Regions from separate parts of the Mus musculus genome. Here all the other regions are linked to region 1. The links are chromatin loops, found by intact Hi-C in ENCODE. Cell type or tissue: heart. All regions are shown on one strand.

Region 1 (8,000 bases):
CTGTCAATCATGTGTAGCTTTGTACTGGGTCTTGAATTGGGTCAGGTGAAACCTCCCAACACTGGTCTTCCTATCTGTGCATTTTCGGAGCACCAACTATGCATCCACCTCTGCTCGTTTGTTCAAGAAGTATAGGCCATCTGGGGCCATCAGTTGGTAGAGTGCTTGCCTAGTAGGCACAGACTGGATGTGATGCCCAGAACTGCATGACTAAAGCGTGGTGGTGCATGCGTGTAATCCCACACGGGACGGAGATGCAGGGGGACCAGGAGTTCAAGGTCATCCTTAGCTACAGATTTAAATTTCAGGTTAGCTTGGGCTACCCGAGACTCATCTGGAAACAAAAATAAAAATAACTACTCAACACCTAATAAGTCAGGCTTGGCTTCAGGAGCTGGGGTACAGTGCTGAGAAAGATACAAATTCCTGGCTTTTAAGGGGTTTTCAGGGATGTGGGTGCCCAGTGGTGGTGGGATGAGATTCTGAAATATTCGCTCCTATCTGCTGCTCCCTCTGTAGCCTCTGTGTGTGTGTGTGTGTGTGTGTGTGTGCATGCACACACACACATGCCCAGATAGAAATATGTTCTCGGAGGAAAATACACCAAAGAAAAGAAGAGTGAGCTAGAAAGAGCTCCCCAGAGCAGTGAGAACTGAGAATGTGCCAAAGGACATGAACCATTTAGCACCAGTGGGGAACAGTCTTCCAGGTGACAGAGGGGACAGGAAGCATCAGAACCCAGTGGGTTGGGAGCTGTTCTCTGGAGGGCCCTGCCCTTGAAGAACACATGTTTTCCAAGAGGGAGCACCCATGTTGGAATGACAATGTAGTTAGTGCTCCTCTCCTGTAGGTTAGTGCTCCTTTGCTATAGGTAAGTGCTCCTCTCCTATAGGTCAGTGCTCCTCTCCTATAGGTTAGTGCTCCTCTCCTATAGGTTAGTGCTCCTCTCCTACAGGTTAGTGCTCCTCTGCTCTAGGTTAGTCCTGCTCTCCTATAGTACCTAGAGAGCTAGGGCAAATGGGCTAGGCCCGAAGTGCAGAGACAAACAGCTATGGAAGACTGGGTAAGCACTTCCAAGCTACGAAAGAGCAGTGTGAAGGGTCAGGGCTTGTGCAGTTAGTAGGGGAGATCTTCCAGTTGAAGAAACAGAAGAACTGAGAGCCACTGGGTATCATCCTCCTGCGCCATGCCTTCCTGGATACTGCCATGCTCCCACCTTGATGATAATGGAATGAACCTCTGAACCTGTAAGCCAGCCCCAATGAAATATTGTTTTTATGAGAGTTGCCTTGGTCATGCTGTCTGTTCACAGCAGTAAAACCCTAAATAAGGCAGAAGTTGGTACCAGTATTGCTGTGATAGACCTGACCATGCTTTCCTTTGAAAGAATGTGGATTTGGTGACTTTGGATTTGCAACACAGTGGAATGCTTTAAATGGAGATTAATGGGTCATCAATTCCTAGTAGGAATATGGAAGACTTTGTTGCTGGGAGTATTTGAACTGTGTTGACCTGGCCTAAGAGATTTCAAAGGAGAAGAATTTCAGAATGTGGCATAAAGACAGTTTTTGTGGTATTTTGGTGAAGAATGTGGCTACTTTTTGCCCTTGTCTGAAAAGTCTGCCTGAGACTAAAGTGAAGAGAATCAGATTAATTGCATTGACAAGGGAAGTTTGTGGCTGCGCTATCTGGAAACTTACAGCCAGCCTCTTGGACCTCGGGTGACTTACGCAAATACTCAGGGACAGAGATGCTTGACTCTGTACTGATGAGTTGTCTTGGATGCAAATATGGGCTCTTCATTTGACTACATGTCACGATGAGTCAGGAGCTGCTCTCTCCAGAGTGTGACAAAGCGAGGGGATGCTGACGGTAGCTGTTCTAGCTTTGAAGGTAAGCCTGCACTTATGCTAAAGTCACACATACACGAGCCGGGTGGAGAACCTGTCTGTGTGGAGACACCTTTCATTACCTGTGGCATCCAGCCTCTCAAGCTTGGACTGCCTGTGTGCTCCTGGACTCTGGAGGTCCCACTGCTCTGTCCTCTGCTGCTTATGATACTGACATTTTAAAAGAATCCAGTGGTTCCCCCCTGTACTCGGTGTCTACTTCTACCTGGATGTTCCTCATTTATGTTCTGTGACACTTCTCTGTGACTCTGCTGCATTCCTGGGTGACATGTGGACACCCTGTCCCTTTGCAGACCATGATGTCACTGTCACTAGTGGAATCAGATGCCCCAAGTGTTGTCCTGTGTTTGGGAACGTGACAGGCAGTACAGAAGCAGAAGAGGAAGGGTGAAAACGGAAATGTCACAGCAGCATCTGATGTGTGCCTCAGTCACGCATGCTGCTGATTGGAACTACTCAGCATGAGAGAGGGCCATGGTGAATACACAACCCTATACACACTGTGTCCATTTCTCTCTCTCTCTTACACAGAGAGAGAGGGAGGAGGGGGAGGGGGAGGCGGAGGGGGAGGGGGAGGGAGAGGGAGTGGGAGAGGGAGAGGGAGAGGGAGAGGGAGAGGGAGAGGGAGAGGGAGAGGGAGAGTTTAATGTCTGTGAAGAGATACCATGACCAAAGCAACTCTTATAAAGGACAACATTTAATTGGGGCTGGCTTACAGGTTCAGAAATTCAGTCCATTCTCACCATGGTGGGAAGCATGCAGGTAGATGTGGTGCTGGAGGAACCAAGAGTTCTATATCCTGATCTGAAGGCAGCCAGGAGAAGACTGCCTCTTCTGCACAGGGCAGAGCTTGAGCATAGAACATCAAAGCCCTTCCCCACACTTCCTCCAACAAGGTCATACATACTTCAACAAAGACACACCTCCTAACGGTGCCACTCCCTGTGGACCAACCATTTAAACGCATGAGTCTATGAGGGTCAAAGCTCTTCAAACCACCACACTCATGTACACACACACACACACACACACACACTCTCATACACACACACACACACACTCACACACACACACACACACACACACACACACACACCACACACACACACACACACAGAGTTCTATTTTGCACTGTTTCACTGTCACAAGGTTCTACTTATCTCAGACACACTGCCAGGAATTGTGTGGGAAGACTTTCAGTTTCTTTGGGTTCACATGGACTTAGCAGTTCTTGGTGATCCTGAAAGATTTCTGCAGAAAGAAGCCAAAGTGTTGAGCCCAAGGCCTGGCCACACATTAGTCCTGTCTAGATGAACAGGGGTTTAAAAATAAGGGGGCATCAAGGTGAAGCCAGCAGGGGCTGACTTAGAGAGGAGACCCACCCAAGCCAACTGCTCGAAGTCAAAAGCGATGAATCCCCATATCCAGCTGTGCCCGGTGCTGTCTTGCTACATCTTTAGTAAATGTTCTTTTAGTTGTATGCGTATGAATATTTTGCTTGCATATATTTGTGTACACCATAGGTGTTCCTAGGGCCTATGGAGGCCAGAAGAGGGCATCAGATCCTTTGGAACTGGAATTATAGACACTTGTTACCCATAGAGTAGATTGTGGGAAATGAGCCTTTAGTCTTCGAGAGCGGCCAGTGCTCTTAACCTTTGGTCGTTTCTCCAGGTCTTTGAGACTTTATTTTCTTGGACATCAGGACAGGATCCAGGGCTTTGAGCTTGTTTCTTCAGCCAGCTTTCTTTTCATGTATATTAAATTTTATGTTATTTTGCTTTCTTTTTCCCCAAGACAGAATCACACTCTATATAGCTCAGGCTGGGTTTGAATTCAGTTTCCCTGTCTCAGTCTACCGGGTAATATGATTACAGATGTGAGTCTGACTTTGGTATCAAAGTCCCCAGCCCTTCTGGATATGTGTTTTAAGGATATCAGATATATCCTTGATTTGCTTTGAATTTTCTTTTTAGTTACAACATAATTAGTTCCGTGTCACCTGAATATGTGTATGTCACCTACATAGTCTTCCTTCTTCTCTTCTTCCCTCTCCCACCTTCCCAGGTACCTGTCTGTCTTCATATCCTTGTGCTGAGAGTCTTGTTGAGGGAGATGATGACCGAGACAGAGCCACTGGGGAAGGGAGATGGGCTAGTGCAGGTCTTCAGAGAGGAGCTCGTGAATATTGTAGCCCCTTTAGTCCCTGGCATGTCCTCTTGTATAGCCACCGCCATGCTGTGGCCTGGCAGAAGTGAATAAGTTGTCCAGCTGTTGACAGGCCTGCCCTCCAGACCCAGTCTGATCCCAAGAAAGGGCATCTGTGTCTGTCTCTGAGGCCGTAAGTGCTGCCTGGTTGTCTCCAGCTTGACTTGACACTCCCTCCTTAATAAGAGTACCACAGAACAGGGTCTGCAGAGTCCCTGGGCCAGGTCCCTGTGCTGTCCTGGAATGCCAGGCGTGAATTTCCTGTGAAGTAGGACTTTGCTCGCCAAGCTCCCACGGCTTGCCCTTCAGATAGCCAGAATTATCTGGTACCCTGCATTGCCGTTCAATACGCAGAGTATCACTGGAAGCGCGCGCGCGCACACACACACACACACACACACACACACACACACACACACACGCCCACTCCATCTTTAAACCCCACCCCCCAGCAACGGCGGTGTAAACACTCTCCATCAGGAAGCTGAAACGCAGTTGCCCTCTGCTGGGGAGATGAAGGCAGCTTGCTGGGGGCGAGGACCGTGCTAGCAACCTTCCCTGGTGCACACGGGCTCTGGTGCATGACGGGAACGGAAACGCGGAACTAAAGTCAGTCCTGCTTTTTTTTTTTTTTTTTTTTTTTTTTTTTTTTTTTTTTTTTTTTTTTGGCGTTGGTGGTGGACTGAGTGACAATCAGTGAAATCACTTAGGTTGTTTTTCTCTTCTTCGTTGGGTTTGATAGACGGTGGGAGAGGGTCAGAGGAGAAGGGGAGGGATGGGGAGAGAGGGAGGAGGGAGGGGCGGGAGGCGGGGGGCGAGGAAAACGTGCTAACTTCTCCAATCCTACAAGACAAAGGTTTGGAGAAAGCCGCACTGAGTGACCCAGCAGAAGGAATCCAGGAATGTCCGCTGGAATCTGACTGTTGATTCCAGCGCCATGCAGAGAATCTAGGCTGGTAGGAACATTCTTTGTCCTATCCGACATAATAACTCCAACCAACACGGAAAAGAAAGGCTATACAAGTGAAGAAATGGCATTTTCACTTTCATGACTATACAATCACTTCCAGGTAGTAACACGTGTCTAGCACAGCGGTTCTCAACCTGGGGGTCACGATCCCCCACTTTTCTGCATATCAGACATTTTTACGTTGTTATTCATAACAGTAGCAAAATTGCAGCTATGAAGTAACAATGAAATGCATTTATGGTGCGTGTGTGTGTGTGTGGGGGGGTATCACCTTAACATTTACTGTAAGAAGGTTGAGAATACTGCTCCAGCAGCTAGTGTGTTGGACTTAGGTTCTGGGTATATTATTAGCAATAGCCAACCAGAATCCCCACCCACCACAGCATTGAGGCCCCATGCAGGGCTTGCTGGGAGAGGCACTGATAAGACTTCTTTATGTATTTATTTAGAGACGAATACTCATTAGGTAGGCCAAGCTAGCGTCAAACTCATGGCAATTCTCCTCCTCCAGTTTCCTAAGTACTGGACTCAGGAGTGTGTTGCCATCATATACAGTAAGGATTTATTGACTGAAGAAAATCTCAAGTGGCTTTGGTTAATCCCTACTACGCCAGAGGCTGAGGCAGGAGGCGCGCAAGGTCAAGGCTTGCCTGGGCTACATATAGAGTGAGCTCAATTTTGACACTTGGTGCGGTGTTAGTAGTAATAGTAAAGATGAAGGTGTGGCTCAGGTGGGGCCGGTGATTGGACACACTTGGGGTCTCCTGGTCCATCTGCAGCTGTGCAACAGGAAGAGCGGAGAATGAGAGGAAAGAGAGAAAAGACAGAATGAGAGAGAGGGAGGAAGAGAGAAAAAGGAAAAGAGAGAGGAAAGGAAAAAGGAAAATGAGGAAAGCGAGAAAGAAGAAATGAGAAAGAGGAAAGGGAGAAAGAAATGAGAGAGAGAAAAGAAAAGACAGAATGCGAGAGAGGGAGGAAGAGAGAAAAAGGAAAAGAGAGAGGAAAGGAAAAAGGAAAATGAGGAAAGCGAGAAAGAAGAAATGAGAAAGAGGAAAGGGAGAAAGAAATGAGAGAGAGAAAAGAAAAGACAGAATGCGAGAGAGGGAGGAAGAGAGAAAAAGGAAAAGAGAGAGGAAGGGAAAAAGGAAAATGAGGAAAGCGAGAAAGAAGAAATGAGAAAGAGGAAAGGGAGAAAGAAATGAGAGAGAGAAAAGAAAAGACAGAATGCGAGAGAGGGAGGAAGAGAGAAAAAGGAAAAGAGAGAGGAAGGGAAAAAGGAAAATGAGGAAAGCGAGAAAGAAGAAATGAGAAAGAGGAAAGGGAGAAAGAAATGAGAGAGAGAAAAGAAAAGACAGAATGCGAGAGAGGGAGGAAGAGAGAAAAAGGAAAAGAGAGAGGAAGGGAAAATGGAAAATGAGGAAAGCGAGAAAGAAGAAATGAGAAAGAGGAAAGGGAGAAAGAAATGAGCGAGATAAAAGACAGAATTTGAGAGAGGGAGGAAGAAATAGGAAAAGAGAGGAAAGGATGGAGAAAAGAGAGAAAGAAAGAGAGATGAAAGAGAGAAAGGAGAAATGAAATGAGAGAGAGAGAGAGACACAAAGAGCCAGAGAGAGAAGAAAAAAGGGGAAAGAGAAAGAGAAAGAGGAAGGCTCCTCTTGGACACATCTTCCTTTATCTTTCCCTGGGGACCGCCAAAGCCTGGTGGCATACTGTACATTCTGTACACTGTTCATTCAAAACAGGCTCTGTCTTAAAGATGGTCTGAGCGGTCAGAAAAGGGTATTGTTAACTTGTTTGCAAAACTGCCTCAGGAGAGTGCTGAGTGCGTGAAAGTTGCTGCCCGTTAAGGAGAAGTCTCTACTACTTGTGATCTCACCATCGAAAATTTCTTTAATTGTCTCCTGGTGTTCTGGGTTTTGCAGTTTTGTTTCTAAGGATACATTCTTGGGTGATGTCACAAAGTCCCCAAAGACACGGTGGAGCTGTGTTAGATGGGGAAAGACAGTCTGCTGAGGATTTATCTGGAACTGTCAGAAGGAAAAGAAGGTAAATGGGGCACTTGGGAAAGTGGCCTCTAGTTTGACTTCTGGCTTAGCAAAGGTTGTGGGGAGATAAGGCATACACAGTAGTTAGCAGGAGGCAACAGGGTCCTGGGAGGACGCGAGGCAGAAGGAGAGGCTGGGCTGACAGCATGCAATCATTGCATAGTCTCCAAAGGAGATTGCAACATGGCTGAGTTTTCAGAGGTCCTACAGAGCCCGTGGTAGAGATTCTGTGGGTTCTGAGACAACTTGACTTTAGCCAGATGGTATTTGAGTAATCTGGGAGAGAGAAAACAGCTACAGCAAACAGGGCCACATTTAGTGACGAAACTCTCACTTTGACTGTTGAGTCATTTGCAGTGGGCCCTGAGGTCAGGCTGGCCCTCAGCTCAAAAACAAGCGAGGAACTGAAGCAATTACTCAGATAATCCACAGCCACAGCCACTGGAAAGGGCCACATCCCCAGAGACAGCACAGCAGGGGTGGGGGTGGGGCTATGAGAAAGTTAGTGATTGTAGCAGTTATCTAGAATGTGCGGAGCAGAGGAGGTTACACAAAAACCTAGAATGTCATTCAATGTGGGAAACCGAGAGGCTCCCAAGCCCTAAAAGGAACAGTTTGCTTTCAGCCAAAATGGAAATAAAATTTGGGGCTTAAATCTGGCAAATGATTCAGACCTTCTGTGTAGGTGTCTTTAAATGCACAGCAGATTGATTTTCATGTTGGAGTTTATTTGAACTAAAAGACAGAAATGGTGAAAAGCACACCTGAAGAAATTGAGATGCTATGAATAAAATCATTTACTTACAGCTATCACTTAATTAGTACCTCCTTCCACCTTGCTGATTTATTGGGCTAGTCAAGGAAGAA
Region 2 (8,000 bases), 200 kb before region 1:
AAAGGTCTTGAAAGTACAAAAGGGGCAGGCAATGCTGGGGATCAGACACTTGCTCAAAGAGATTGCAGGACAGGCGTGGAGCGGCCCAAGGGATAGATTCAAAGGCCTGTCCTGGCAGTCAGCACCGGGCTTATGTCTGTAGTCAGCATCCTGATCCATCTTCTCCCTATGGCCAGCTTCCCGTGCTAAGGACCCAACCCCCTCTAGTCTGCAGACAGGGCTGCTGGCCTGAGGCTCCCCTGCTTTCTTTCTCTGCATGTCCAGATAAGTAGGGGCAGGGCTCTTCCTCGCTTTCTCAGCACTATCAGCTGCATGTTTATGGAAATCCTGAGTATCGTTGCTGTGTGCTGGTGAGAGAACACTCTGGAAGACAGAAGGCATCTCCTTAAGCTGCTTGGCAGGTGGGCTTCCCTTAACATCTTTGGCACCATCAAGAAATCTCTTTAAATTTTTGGTCTGCGCACTGTCAGCAGCCGTTAGTAGCGCATCCTGCGGCTCCTGGCTCCGGCCTTCACTTTTGGACTCAGCGGCAGCATCCACCGGCTGCTTGTCTTTGTGATGTCTCTCCAAGTGGTACCTCAGAGATGTCTTCTGGGCTGCGGCATACTCACAGAATTCACATTTGTATGGTTTTTCACCTAAAACGAGATATGCCACTGTATCATGATGTTTAGGAAAGGTGCCAATAGAACTCTGCAAGCTAAGCAAGCTATGACACCAAACATGGGCTGTTCCCTCTGCCAATCCTCACAGCTAGGGCACCAATGCCCCCAGTGCAATGCAATTGAAAATGTAAACCTGGTTCCCAGTAAGAGCACGCTTTAACTGACCCAACCTTCATGGCTGCCCAACGGCAGCATCTGCGCACTTTTTCAGCACAGTGGACTAACCATTGTACCCAGGTCATGGAAGCCTCGACCTTCTCACCCGCACCATCACTGCACCTACATCCAAACTACCAAATACACCCTTGCTTCACTCCAAAGTCATAAAAGGGTTTTCAAATGTGGCATTTCAAAACATTACGAGTTTGCCTTAAGATATGGTAACCATAAACCAGCCTCAAAACAGGAGCCAGTAGTATTCAAGCTGCAGTGATGTTGTAGACATACAACAGCTGCAAACACCACACACTAAAGCCATCTGAACTACACAGCAGCACACAATTGTTGTAGTCAACACATGTTTTAAAACCCCAGTCCTTTACCTGTATGCGTTCTGAGATGAATATTGAGGTAATAGTTTGAACGGAAAAACTTGCCACAGTAACTACACTCTCTCGAGGACGGGAGGGGCTTCGCTTTTCCTCCATCATCATTTTTATCTTAAAGCAGAAACAAAAATAATGGTGTCAGTCAGGCCAAGTGCGGGACTCAAGAATTCAGACTCCAGGTTCTCAACACAAAACATTTGGGGGAAACCATTAAAGAATTATTTTAGCTCTGCTTAGAAGTTTCAAAGCCTAAAATAACATACAAAATGCCACCGGGCAGCCTTTCATGTCTTAGACTGTGTGCTTTTGTTTTGGGAACAAGGTATATAGATAGCCCTGGCTGGCTTAGAACTCACACACACACACACACACACACACACACACACACACACAAACACCCCCTACCCTGCCTCCATAGTGTTGGGACTAAAGTTGTGTGCCACCAGGCTCTGCACTACCCTGTGTCTTAGGGTTGTGGTGCCCTAAAGAGGTTTGTACTTCCATCCTAAGAATGACCATTTAAGAGATGAAACCTGACAGGCACTTTCTGTTCTTGACACTTGGCAGCCGTTACAACTGGTTCATGCTTAAGGTAGATGTGTGCCCACTGGACAGAAAAACTGCCAGAACTCAGAACCAGTATTTGGAGGTGATATAAAACCTCCCAACAGCCAGCAGAAAACAGGCTGGGAATATAGAAACTACCACTAGAGGGCGGCAAGCACAAAATAACCTCAGAAACAGCCCAGACTTGGCTTTGGGCAAGCACCTAGGAAAGCTGATCAAAATTTAGCCAAGTTTGGGGAGATGGAAATCTGTGGTTTCCAAGCAATCTCCTATTCAAAAGAGGCCTGGCTTACCAGACTTCAAAGGCAAGGCTGAAGTGCCCCATGAGAAGGACCCACTGAGGACAGACTAACTAAACTGGCTGGGACTTTCCACTCTCACCAGCCCACCAACTTGTAAATAATGTGCATCCGTGAAGATAAGATGGCTCCACTAGTCTCTGTCAGTCCTATCTGGGAGGTATATCTCTTGAAGTCTAGATCAGGGCCATGGTGGAGCAGGGCAGTCAATCACAACTACACAAACGTCCCCACCTGGGGTCCAAAACTAAACTAAATTTTGCCTTACAAAACTTTATTTTCAGTTACAGGCCTCTTCCCTTCTCTGTCAAATGCTGCACTGTTACTAACTCCCAAAGGCAGGTGACCCACACAGCTGGGCAAAAACAGGCATAGTGGATGGACTGGACCACCTCCATTACAGCAGATCCTGTTAGGGAAGGGGATCCATAAACACACCACACCACTCCCTAAGATGGTCTAAGAGGCTTTGAAAAGTCATCACAGCCTCTCTTTCAACTTCTTAAAAGTAAGAGTAAAGCAGACTGGAGGGCAGCACAGTGGGGGAGGTCCACTGCACTCACAACTCTGCCCACAGCTCACCCTGCCTTGAGCTGTCACAGTGTGAGCTTCGCTACATCACATTCAAATGGCTAGGGATACCTCTGTAACACACAGGCCGTGGCCTTCCCAACATCTGGCACCTGCCTTATGGCCTGGGACTTGGACTATGCTGTTCTGTGCAGGGTTGTAACTAAGGCTGAGCTCAGCCTAGGAGGATGCCACAAAGTGGATGATTCGATTTTGCAAACAGGGAAATCTCAAGGAAAGGTCGGGCAATGTATAATGGGTCACCAGGAACCGCAGCCAGACTCCAGCACTCCCACCTATGGCAAGCCAGGCCAAAACGCCTACCCCAGGACCCCACCAAGTTGTCCACCAGGTACAATGACTAGTAAACGACTTTAGGGATCCACAGTGCTGATGCTGCAGAACTGCACAGGTGCTGAGGCCATCTTTGACATTCTCATGACATCATGGACACCATGTATCTTTACCTTTCTGGGGACTAAGGAGTGAGATATGCTAAGCTCCGAGTGTCATGAAAGCAACGTTCCTAAAATGCAGTAGTGACCAGAAAAAGAACTGGGTGCTGGTTCACATGCACAGTGGCTGACAGATTTTACTATTCAGACTCACTCTGGTCTCAGAGAGGACTTGCAACATACTACCTACCCAGTGGCCACACACATCTGGAAGTGTTAGAAGGAACCCATGGGCCATGCCCACACATCAGGAGTGTTAGTTACTTTAACTAACAAACAATGGTTCAAGTGGGGTGGGCAGCAAGATGGGAAACAGGTATATTTACTCCAAAGGCTCTAGGCTCACATCAGTCAGGAGACTGGACAAAAGCTTTTTTCTATTAACACCAAATTCATGGAGCGGGTTCAGAAGTGGGCCCCCACCTCTGGATTGCAGCAAAAGACCACGTCAGAAGCTCCCTCATCAACACTGGCCTCACAAACACCAAAGCGATCAGAGTACACTGGGCAAGTAGTCCCACTGCGTGAGTAGTGGACGCTGAGGAAGCCTCCCTGACCCTTTTGGGAGCACCAGAAACCCATGTAGGTGAAAGCATTAACAAGGCTGTGATAGGCAGTCCTGTATAACAACGGAAGTGAATGCCAGACAGCTGGTAAAGTCCTAGGTCTCGGTCCCATAATTCCTAGCACTCTGCACCAGGTCATGGCCTCCTCAGGGCACTGCCTGAAGCAGCCAGCAGCATCCCCATGGTGCACTACCATAAAAACTAAGTCCTCTGGGAGCAAAAGATACAGAGCCCTTTCATAATGGGATTTTGGACCAGCCTTTTACACTCACCTCCTTATTAAAGACATTTAAAAAGGCCTGTGATGCTTCTATGAGACTACACAGTGCTACCACAAAGCACGGAGATGATAGCCTGACTCCCAGAGCCCCCTGCAGCAAACGCTCGCTGCCCGGGAGGCAGCAGAGTACTCACCCAAATGGAGCCCGTCAGGGAGTCCATCCTCAGACCCGTCTTCAGAGCCCCCTTCTCGGTCCCCGGCCCCACTGTCTTCCAGAGTGGTGCTGAGGTCTGGGGAGCAGGTCCCAGGCTGCCTTGCATCCACAGCCATGGTGGGTGACAGGGCATCAGTCCTCCTGTCCTTCCTGTGCACCCTCGAGTGCAGGACGAGCTGGTGGTATGTCCTGAAGGCTTTGCTGCACTCAGAACAGTGCGTGGGCTTCTCCTTGCTACTGGACAACTTGGGGTCACTATCCCCAGAAGGCACTTCACTATTAGCATGTCTAGGCTTCTCTTTGTCTTGGGAGAGACCTGGACAACTGCTTTTACTTGTTTTGGACTTTCCAGACCCTTCCGCCTTACCCCCAACCCATATTTCCCCTAGTTCCTCTTTCTCTGAGCATGAGTCGTCATTGTCTGTGCTTCCTTCTTGGCCTGACTCTTTCACCTCTTCCTGGGCAACGGCCACTTTTCCTTTGGTAGCCAACTGCCATGCCTGGTAGGTGGTGAACGGGTCAAGCTGAGGTATGCAGGTCATGGGCTTCACTGTACTACCTGCAGTTGATCTGGGTCTCAAGTTCAAAAACTGCAGCAACTCTTCCCTCGGGGACGTGGGTTCCTCTCGGTGGTCATCAGGGGCAACGTTGCTGGCACTGGGGACAGTTTCTTTGGCGTGAACCTTGCTGTGCTCAATGAGGCTCTGCTTATTTGGGAAGAGGAAGCCGCAGACCATGCAGATCTTGTAGGGCGTGGAGATGCTCCCAGGGGCGTGCGGCTGGACCACTTCATTGATGGTGACTGGACTCTCCATGCCTTGCTGAAGCTTGCTCCTGGTGCCAGACTTGCCATTGTGTGTCCGCATGTGGTTCTTCAGGAACCACGGCTCCTTGAATCTCCTCCCGCACATGCTGCACCCATACGTGAAGGAGTCCTTATGCTTCTTCATGTGGCTCTCAACATCAAAAGCCACTGGGAATGTCTGCCCACACACATCACAGCTCAACTCCTCGGGGTCTTCGCCACTCTTCTCCAATGCTGGCTCTGTTGGCTCCAGAGCTTTATCAAGGGGACTTAGGTACTCGGCCTCCACACGCAGGACAGCTGGCTCGCAGAGGGTGGGCCGGTGCTGCAGCAGCACGTGCTGACTGAGATCCTCCGCCTGAGAGAAGACCTGGCTGCAGAACATGCAATCCAGGGGCATGTGGCCCTCTGCCACGGCCATGCTCTTCTCCTGAGCAGCTCGGAAGGGGACTGCCACCGGCCCTTTTATGGGCACAGCATCATCCACCTCCATCTGGGAGCCTAGAGAGCTGCTGAGGACTTCCGGCCCGTCCATGTACACGAGGAGGGACTGGGTCGGCATGCTGCCAACCACTTCAGGGTCTGACAGGATGGGTAATCCACTATCTGCTGAGGATCTCTGCAGTTAGAATAAGGCCGCCTGTGAGATATCACCACTCAGAACCTCTAAGAGCCCTGGGTGTCAAAATCAGAGCACCTCTAAGGTCAGAGGGACGAGTATATTCCGGAGCTTGGGAGAGCTCAGTGATGGAGATGGCTCTTTGCACAAACAAGGCATCCAAGCTGCCCCAGGCTGTGAGTCAGATGTGCGTCAGCACGAGGGCAACAGCTCTGTCCATCTCCACTGGTGAGTGGCTCAGTTGAGCAAGACGTTGATCCCGGCAATGTGAAGACAAGGGATTTCCAAAATCTGAAAGGAAAAAAACAAGTCTCAGTGAGGAAGGCTCAGGAACAGGGCTTGGCCTATGAGTCACATGATCTTCTCCACAAAAGGGACTAGAGTCAACTGCCTCACCTTTAACTAATCCATAATGCAGCCTGCTAAACATGTTTGTTAATTAAATCATTAGCATATTTCCCAGTGGATACACTTACTAAGTGAGTAGAATTTCAACCAGTCAGGAGACTTAAGGCAGAGCTCTGCTCACTGAAATATAAATGCCAAATTTAAACAGGAAGGGGCGATGATAGGCTGGCCAGCCTGGGCTACAACAGTGAGTTCAAAGCCTGATCAACATAAAACACAGTCTCGAAAACAAAGAGGATAAACTTTAGGATAGAACTGTCCCCAATTTGGCTGTCTGGGATGCCACCAAGATATACACCTGTCTCCTACCCAGTGACTACAGGAGTTACAAAAGCACAACACGGTAGAGCATGCCTACAATCTCAGCACTCACGAGGAAGGAGCAGGTGGATCTGAGAGTTCAAAGCCAGCCTGGTCTACATAGACAGAGCTACATAAGGAGGAGTCCCTGTCTCAAAAAAGAAGTTATGAAAATGAGCTGACAAAATCAGACAGGTCCAAACCCTCAGCAGATGACACAGGAACATCTCCTTCATTACGCATAGCCCAGGACCCTGTTGTTCCAGGCACTTGATGCTGCAGTGCAGGGTTGAGCTTCAAAGGGGAAATGACCTACTAGATGCAGAGGCCACTTACTTTCAGGGTCCACATTTCTCTTTTTTTTTTTTTTTTTTTTAAATGGCTTTTTGAGACAGGGCTTCTCTGTGTAGCCCTGGCTGTCCTGGAACTCACTCTGTAGACCAGGCTGGCCTCGAACTCAGAAATTCACCTGCCTCTGCCTCCCAAGTGCTGGGATTAAAGGCGTGCGCCACCACGCCCGGCTCTGGTCCACATCTCAAACAGGCCTCCTCAGACCTGGCTGTGTGGCTCATTCTTCCTTCAGAAAATCCACCTCCTACCCATCTCACTTCGCCTTCCACTGAGCCACTGGCCAGGGAGAAGGGAGTGGCTTTAGACTCTATGGACTCCAGTTTCCACTCCTGAAGATTTAATCCCTAAAAAAGTCAATGTCCTTCACAGCACAGAGAGTCAGCCCTGCCTCTTTTCCTATGAAGTTTGTGAATTCAGCCCAAGGAAACAAAAAGGCACCAGAGCACCTGCCACGGTCCTCTCTTCCCCCTCTCTGCTCCCAGCCCTCAGCAGTCATGAATGAAGCTGGCTCTTCCCCTTCTAGCCAGTGAGCAGCTGTGAGACTCCAGGACACAGACTGGCGAGGAGCAAGCTGCTGGCAGTGCTTTATCTTAGTTTCTGCCTTTGTTGCTATCACAATGGAGGACAAGTACCTGGAGTGGTTACCATCCTATGACATAACAGAGACCTGAGAACTAAGGTCCAGCCTAAGTCAGGACTTTCAAGGTGTCACAAAGTGAACTCAACCCAGGGTGCACTTTCTGTGGTTAACACTACAGCAAGGTGGACAAGCACTATACGCTGTCTATGGCCGAGGACAGCTCCACACAACCAAAGCTCTGGCAGCATTCTCAGATTTCTACACAATCACTAAGCAGACGCCCACAACCCAGGCAGATGTTCAATGAAGAATTAAGTACATAGTCGGGAAAGACAAGACCACACCCTGCTGACCGGGTCCTGCTCCGTGCCAGAGGGTTTACTGCACCTGGAATACAGTCAGTTACAAGGTGTCCTTTCTTCTTTGAAGCGCTATAATAACCATTTTTTAATGGCAGAAAAAAAGTAGCAATATCCAATAGTGAGTTCCAGTCCAACCAGGAACTAATATGAAACCCTATCTCAAAAGAGTTCAAAGTAACCGTGCTTGAGTTAGGGCACAGGAGACAGTAGACAGGAGGGAGGGCCCCACTGACTGTCAAGCCTCAGCTTCTGGAACAATATCATTCCTCTGCAAGGTCCCTTTGGAAAAGGTTACCAAGCCCTGGCTCAAACCCTGACCATGCAGGGAGTAGAACACAGCCACAGGAAGCACCTGTCTGTCCCAGGCAGGCAGGCAGTCAGGTGGGGAAGGCAAAGCTGGAAGCACCTCCTCCTCCTCCTGAGGGTCCCACAACAGCTCACTAGTCTAACTGTGCTCAACTCAAGTCCTAG
Region 3 (8,000 bases), 190 kb before region 1:
TTTTATATACAACAATCTTTGAAACTCAGTAAGAAGCATATGGCTTTCACGGCTCGAGTATGTCTGATATTCTTACTTAAAGTCACTAACTAGACACTGATGTGTGACTAAAGTGACATTGAATTCTACCAGTAAGTACCTGACTGCAAAGTTATCAATTATACAAGACACTGCAAAGGCCGATAAACTGCTCAAAAGAGTTAAGTGAGGGAACTACCACTTGTGACCACTCCTGCACTTGGACTGGGAGTCCATAAATATGCCCACAGCCTTCAGACAACACATCTGTGCTCTTCCCATTGAGTATGCTAGCTCACGTTTAGTAAAGATTATCCAAGTCAGGAGGGAAGAGTAACTGTCTGCTGACACAGCATTTAGGGCTCTCACAGGCAGGGATCGGCCATGGGCTCCAACCCTTCACTCAGGTAAGAGATGCTCTAGTAAACGCCTTAAGGCACTCGAATCACACAACTAGGCTCTGGACAATTAATTTCCTTCCTTCTTTCTTCCTGTTGTTGTTTTGGTTTTTCAACACAGGGTTTCTCCGTGTAGCCTGGGCTGTCCTGGAATATGCTCTGTAGACCAGGGTGGCCTGAAAATCATGGAGATCCACCTCTGCCCCCCACTCCATTACAACCCCTCCCCCGCCCATTTTGAAATTAAAAGCATGTGTCACAACCACCCACAATTCCCAGTTGAAGTACAAAATTAGGGCTGGAGACAATGGCTTGATAGTTAAAGGCACCGATTACGGATTACTCTTCTAGAGAACCTAGGAGCAGTTTCCAGCAGTCACACAGCAGCTCACAGCAATCTCTAACTCCAGATACAGGGGACAGGCCACCCTCTTCTAGCCTCTAAAGGCACACACAGAATGCTCAGAAGTGCACACAGACCAAACACCTCAAGTCCTCTGCAAAGCAGCAAAGGATGTTAGCCTACTCTTCTTTTCTGACCCTGTAGAAGGACTAACTTACTTCTACACAGTCTATAGGAACAATCAAACCTGCCATTTTTAAAAAACCTATATATATTGTGTATGTATGGGGGAAAGAATGCATGTGGAGATCAAAGGGCAGACAATTGTAGGAAGTCAGTTCTCTCCTTCCAACATGTATGTCCCAAGAACCAAAATGCAGATCCATCAGGCTTGGTGTTGGTGGCAAGTGGCCTGACCTTTTGGGCCATCTCCAAGGCCCCTAAACCTTGGAACTCTTTTGATCTTTCCACAACATTCCAAGGGAAAAATGGCCAGGCCAACTTTCCTAGCAGGGGGGGGGGGGGTAGTTACAATTCTCAGTTTAAATTCAGCATCATAAGGCCACCTATCACAGGTCAAACACTACTTGAAGGCAAGGTGAGAAGATCCTGGGCAAAGCAGCCCAATTTCTTCCAAGTCCTACAGAAACACCCAACTCCAACAGAATGAGCTCAGAGGACTGCCAGACATAAACTCCAACCCTTTCTTAATAAACTGGAAACTGCCTGACTCACCACGAATCAGTTCAGGTGTGCTCAAGTATCCAGTTTTACTTTCAATATTATCAACCTAAAGATACTTATCTGTAAACAAGCTTTCAAATGCCCCATGTTGATCTGCTTTAAAACATCTTATGGGACAAATGACATTCTTGAAAATTATCAAGTAGACAAGATGGAGCATTGGTGTCCCAAGTTTCTCACAGTTAACTTCTGCTTGTTCAGGGCAACCGTACATGTCATGTGCTTTGAGATCTGCCAGGACCAACTGCATAGAGGGAAAGGGTTTCAGGAGCCTAAAGGAGCAAACCCCACACTTACCTAGGCTATCAACACTAGAGACTACAGTGACTCAGTGTCCATGTTCCTGGCACATCTGTACACATAAATACACACATATACACATCCATGCACACACGCACACACACACAGGCACACCATCATCAAACTGTAAGCCCTTTATGTGGCACCAAGAACTACATACTAAGCCACTTTTTCCCAAGTTTCTGCCCAAGGTTAAATGGGCAGAGTCTAAATCAGAGCCAATTTAACTACTTCAAGTAAAAAGCGAGCTCAGAAATACCCTTCACGCCCAGGCTGCACTGTCCTCAACCTCAGACTGCCCCTTCCTCCATTTACCATAAAGTTAAATAAATGCTAGTTACCTGCTTGCATCTCAAACTAAATAAAAGTAAAACCTCTTTTTAATAAATAAGACCATTCATTGCTGGAAAGATTTACATGTTAAGAGTTAAATCATCTACTACTAGGAAATAAAAACTGCCACCAAAACTGCTTGGTGTCCTGTTGAGCACTGGACCATCCAGAGTGTCAGACAAATGACTTCTTCCCATGATAACTGTTTTACAGCCACCTGGCCACTCAGCACTCCTAGATCTGAACCATCACCACAGTCACCCTGAAGAGAACCAGCCTGACCCGGGGGTGGGCAGGCCAAAGTCAACTGGAAATGCTAAAGAACAAAGCCAGGAAGAGGACTCACCCCTGCACGTACACCTTTGCTCAGCTGCCTCGCCAGGTTCATTGAATTTATTTCTCACCTTTATCATAAAATTACCAAACTGGCCCCAAATTTCTAGTAGCTCCTAATGTTGCCAGCCTGGGCAGGAAGCAACAGCCTGTTTAGAAAGCTGCAGTCAACAAGCGCTCAAGTGGAAGCTCTTCAGGCAGCACAGCATAAAGGGGTAATCTGTGGTAGCAGCTGGCTAACAGGGACTCCCCCCCACACACACACACACACAGTCCCCCATTTCTGTGGAAGCTAAACATATCCAAGAGCTGAGCTTGCTCATCAGAAGGAGGTTTTAGGAGAAAATGGTAGTGTACCCCTCTCCCATCCCCCACTAACTTCCTTCAAGGCAAGATTTCTATCTGCCCTCGTGGTCTGAATTCAAAACCCTTTGGCCCGCATACCATTGCAAATTTGCCTGGCTATATTACTGGCTGGCCAAGAACCTTAATCCAGATCACCTAACTGAAAGGCCAGCTTTTCAGCTCCTTCTACAGTGCCCCCACAAGGAGGCCATTAAGTGATATTCCACCAGACTTGCCCTACACAGCAAGGCCAAAGACATTTCCCTTGTGTAATAATACACCTTCCTCCACGAGCATTTAAACTAGTTAACAGCCATTCCCCGAAAAATCAGGAGGTGAAGTGTGAGATCTGAGGCTCCTCCACATTCACAGCTCGCTTTCGTGCCTGTAGCTAAACCTATCCTGGTTCACAATATTTATTAGGATAGAAATCCTTTAATTCAGTTTGAGTAGCTGGTCCTCCAGGTTTTTATTTTTTGATAACCCTAAATTAGAAATGATTCCATACGCTCAGCTGTGATCTACTAACTACATTTTGATACTAATAGTCAACAGTTTACCCAAACTGCCTGAAGTTGTTCTTTCTGATTCCAAAGATGGAAAAGCCACTTTTGATGTCTCAGCTTCCACTTTCCAGATTATTAATTACACACATAGCCACGGAATTAAAACTGCAATGAGGAATCAGGATCCAGCCATTTAAAACAAATTATAGCTAGTGACCTCAAAAATCCAAAATGCAGGCCACACAGCATACATGAGACTGAATAATCGAAGAATAATGCTTTTCTAGCCGCCTGGAAACCCAGCTTCCTATGCAGTACTTGAAGGCCCCAGTCATCTGTGTTCACAGCAGTCACACAGCAGATATTTTATGACGTCCTGTGTTTTAGGCAGTCAAGGGTCATTAAAACTACTCCAAAGTTCTTGTCAACCAATATCATGTTTGGAACGAGTGAGGAAAAGCCTGCCATTTGATAAGGTGAAAAAGGAGCTCATCTGGAACCCCAGCTCTAATCAGGCAGCTCCGAATGAAGAGGGCTCCTGGGTGGGGGATGGCAGCCCTGCTGTGGCAAAACAGCATTTCCTACTCAAGTGATGTTGAGGGAGAAAAGTGATTAGCACTTATCTGCCAGGAGACAGAGCCTGAGTCACGAGGGCCACTGTAGGCCTCAATTATTTCATCAGTTTATAAGAGACTTGATGATTATGTCTTATTTTCAGATTTCCTCCAAAACAAGCCCACTGGAAAGGATTAGGGGCTCCTATCCACCCCAAGTTTCTCTGCCAAAAATGGAGGCTAACAAAGAAAATGCAAATCCCTCCCCCGTGAAGAAGCCAGAGTCAGAACTTTCTCTCCCCCTCTCCCTCCCCTACCACCTGGGAGGGGAGAAAAAGAGAGAGAGCTATTATTAAAATAGATTCTTCAGCATAAAGGGAAAACTTTTCTAAGTGGTATCTTAGTTCCTTTTTTAAAGTAAGAAGTGAAAGGGGATAATGCGAAGCCAAGACAATCAGGGAGTGTCGATCTTTTCAATCTGCCAGTTATCCCACTAAAGGAAATCACACTGCAAAGTGTGGAGATGGAGTGAGGATGAAAGGAGTAAAGAAACGTGGCCTTCCTCCAGTCAGGTCTTCCCCCTGCTTCCTCCTCCTGCACACAGACCAAGGTGCAGTCTAAAGAGCCAAAATATGGAAGTTCCCAGGGATGACTAATGCTAACTATCCACAACTCAGTCTTCAGAGGTCACTGCCTCTTGGATTTTATACTTACATAACTGGAAAGCTGGCAGCATGGTGGAGGGACTCAATCAAATCAGGATTCAAAATTAAAACCAAAATAACCAGATAGCCTAAATATACCACCAGGCTCCACAGGTTTGAAAAAACAGTATCTAAAATAAATACGACTTCTCCAGCAGGAGGGGGAAAAGTCATCTACCAGTAAGGACACACCTTAAAAGTTCTCAGCACAGTAACTAAGCACCAACTAGTGGTCTGATAGATACACTCCCCAGACAGAAAGCAGTAAGGTTAGTTCTCTGCACTTGTCACTACAAAAAAAAAAAAAAAATTTTTTTTTTGAAACTAGACCTGTTACTAATCCTTCTCGAAACAAAAACTTAACATCTGATATCCAATTTGGTACCAAGGTGGTCGATTTACTCTGGGAAAAGTAGTCAAGAAGGCTGTGGACGTTTTTCTCTTACAAAGAGAGGTGAAAGGCCCCCTGAGGCCCCTACCTAGTTGCCAGGCATGGCCAGCAGCTGTGGCTACCCTGCCTCCTCTTTTGTTGGCCTTAATCTCATGTCAAGTTATTCAACCACCTCAAAAGGGATGAAGACATAATTGAATCAACCTGAACTAAATCAGACCTAGGCCTCTTAAAACATACAACTTAATGGCTCCAACCCATCCCAAACCAGGAAACTGGCCACGGGATCCTGGGGTACACATGGTGCCCTACAGCCCTGGACCCCAAGCTGGTGCCCCTTAATCAACGCATGCTCAGGAATGCCTGTTTCTCAGAGAAAGAAACTAAGGCTCACAGGACACAGCCCTTAAGGTTGGGAACGACCACCCCGAGCCCCCGACCCAAACAATAAAAAGTTTAAAAGTTTCTACTACTGTGTGAGTGCGGACCGGCCCCCACTGGGGGTCCCAGAAGTGGGCCCCCGGGACTTCGGCTCACTTCAGGAAGCAAACCTTTCGGGAAAAATCCCCGCCCGCTGTCCCCACCCCCACCCTCCCCGCCCAAGAATGCGCTTCCCGTGCGCCGAGGGTCTGAGGCGGGGGCGCCCTTCACTGCGCGCCCGCTCGCGTTGAGGCTAAACTGAGGCGCACGGGGCGGCGCCCTCGGATGTGCGGTGCCGCCTCCCGCCAACCCGCACGAACTTCCCACGGGAGTTTGCGGGACGTTCTAAGTTTGGGAGTGAAACCGAACACCTTCCTTGGTTGGCAGGACGCAGCTCCCGCAGGGGCCCGGACCCCCGACGGCCACGCCGCGCCGGGCAGGCCATTGTCTCGGCCGTCCCTCCCAGCCCCACGCGCGGCCGCAGCCGTGGGGACGCGGCCCCGGCGCCCCTTTACCTGCGGCCGTCCGGCTGCACCGCCCAGCCGCGGGGCTGAAGGAGCGGCAGAGGCGGCGCGGCCTTTGTGCGTCTGCCGCTAGCCCCGACGGCGCGGGGACCGGGACGGGGCCGCGCCATGCCCGCCTCCCACGGCCGCGGGCGCCGGGACCCCCACCCCCACAGAGGCTCCGGGGGGCCGGGCTCACCTCCGGCGCGGGGCGAGGGAGCGGCGCGGGCGCCCCCTACTCGTCCGCGCGGGGACAGTGCAGGCGCGGGGTCCCTGCGCGGGCGGGCGGGCGGCCGGCGTCCGGCGGGGGGACTGTTGGGGCAGAAAGTGCTCGCAGCAGCTGTTGCGCCCTCCCCCCCGGCCGCGCCGCCTGACGCCCCGCCCCCGGCCACGCCCCCTCTGTGACCGCGCGTGTGCGCAAGCGCGTCCCCGACCCGCCCACCGCTGCGGGCCACGCCCCCCTCGGACCCCCCGAGGCGCGAGCCCCGCGGAGCGGCGCGCGCACCCCACTCCCACCCCGTGGGCTCCCGCGCACGCGCGCCCCGCGCCGTGTCCCGCCATCCGGCCTAACGTGGCGCGCTCGCGCCCGGGCGGTTCCAGTGACAGGTATTCTGGGGATGGAGGGGGGGGCTGCAAACGCAGCACGCAGGCGCACAGCCAGTCCTCCCTCGCCGCCTCCCCCTCCCTTGCAAGGTGCGCCCCGGGAGGGGAGGGAAGAGGAGGGGAGGGGCCGGTTGCCCAACTCCCCGGTCGCCCAGAATCACGAACAACAACAATAATAATAATAAAAATTTAAAAATAAACCAACCTTGCCACTGGCTTCGGGAGCTCACAGGATAGCGGTGTTCTGAGGTGTTGTGAAGGTTAACACTTTCAGAGAGTCAATGTGAGGAAGGTCCGAGACCTAAAAAGAATAAATTTTCTCTTAAATTGTTATCTTCAAAAAGCCTTTTTATTTCTTCCTTAACACCCTGGGCTTGTGTTTCTATTATAGTTTCATATCTGAATTTGGACTTGGTACCTAATAAATCTTAGTTTGCAGAGAAATTCATTTGAGTGAAACTAGGCTTAAAAGTGTGCTCAAAAACAAAAACCACACACTTCTTTATGCCCATCTCACTTAAAGCGTTTCCCTTCTGTTTTGTTCCTGACTCGTATTAAAGATGAAAGAAGATAAGACAGGAAAAGGTTTGACTCCAAAGGCCTGGGACTGATGTCCCGTTTTAAGCAAGCCCCAGGGAGGAACTATGGCGGCCACAATCACATCCAATAATTTTTCTGCTCCAAAATGCAAATGAACTCAAATGTAAAATAGATTTATTGCTTAACACCGAACAGTCAACTTGTTTGTTTCTTTTTCAAGCTGGCCCTCGGTGTATCAAAAAGTGGGAAAACATCAAGAAAAGCATACATACCCATTTCCTAAATCAAAAAGAAGCGTGGGGGTTGGGGGGGAACGGGACAAAAAAGAACCGACCGGAACTGGTAAGCAACGCAGTCCTTAATAAATAGGAAGAAGAATTCAAGAAGACAGCTTAGCAAGGGGCAAGAACCTGCCTTGTAGAATGTTTTTGCTGTCATTTTACATAGAACTACCAACCCACATATGGTCTCGTTAGTCTTTTTTTTCAAAGGAAGTGAATCAATTACTTACTCACAATTAATTAGCATCGCTGGAAGTAGATCCTTAAGCCAGCCCTGATTCTCATCCAAGCCCAGAAGATATTGATCATTTTTAGTACTAGGGTTCCTTTTCTCACCACAGATTAATATCTTTCTCTAAAGTATTATATTTACCCTATAAATATCATAAACTATAATATTTATAAGGTTAAAGCCTTATAAATATTCACGATCAAAACGCAACAGCTCAGCAAGCATTCATAAGCAGAAGACTTCATTTAACTTTGACCCCCCCAAATTAAAAAAAAAAAAAAAAAACGAGGGAGGGGAGCTTTGCTATAAAACAAAGAAAACTATGACCAAGTAAAGTGGATAGAGGTTGAGCTTCAGTCCCCATGTTAATGGATAACCTTTGCACTCTGAAGCCTTGAATACTGTAAACACAATAGCTGATAGTTAAAAACCCTAGTGTGGAGATGGGACAG

What was found. Hi-C counts contacts between places; a loop is a spot of excess contacts. Peaks named below come from ENCODE experiments on the same cell type or tissue, not always from the same donor. Only the 100,000 strongest peaks of a DNase experiment are listed, where the experiment ranks them.
Region 2: it touches region 1 in a loop (8-fold over the local background); 15 of 42 quality-filtered maps call a loop at or near these places.
Region 3: a loop joins it to region 1, with 2.2 times the contacts of the local background. A loop is called at or near these places in 5 of 42 quality-filtered maps.

The regions. Positions count from the first base shown.
Region 1 is chr2:170,314,758-170,322,757 of GRCm38, forward strand. Gm34542 (a long non-coding RNA gene) reads left to right here and starts at 4,468. Exons shown (of 3, transcript XR_375322.3): 1 at 4,468-4,727; 2 at 7,011-7,134. In heart, a CTCF peak has its summit at 4,633 (motif pointing left); DNase peaks (open chromatin) are centred at 2,234, 4,634 and 7,514; H3K4me3 peaks cover 1,749 bases; H3K27ac peaks cover 2,924 bases.
Region 2 is chr2:170,114,935-170,122,934 of GRCm38, forward strand. It overlaps Zfp217 (zinc finger protein 217), which reads right to left. Exons shown (of 6, transcript NM_001033299.3): 2 at 4,085-5,819; 3 at 1,208-1,324; 4 at 1-638. The coding sequence starts at 5,471. Among named protein-coding and RNA genes, the nearest start is that of Zfp217, 12 kb to the right of the region's middle. In heart, a CTCF peak has its summit at 1,919 (motif pointing right); DNase peaks (open chromatin) are centred at 1,957, 5,287 and 5,707.
Region 3 is chr2:170,124,957-170,132,956 of GRCm38, forward strand. It overlaps Zfp217 (zinc finger protein 217), which reads right to left and starts at 6,264. Exons shown (of 6, transcript NM_001033299.3): 1 at 6,092-6,264. In heart, CTCF peaks have their summits at 4,775 and 6,127; DNase peaks (open chromatin) are centred at 2,442, 5,425, 5,605, 6,255 and 2 weaker places; H3K4me3 peaks cover 4,519 bases; H3K27ac peaks cover 5,453 bases.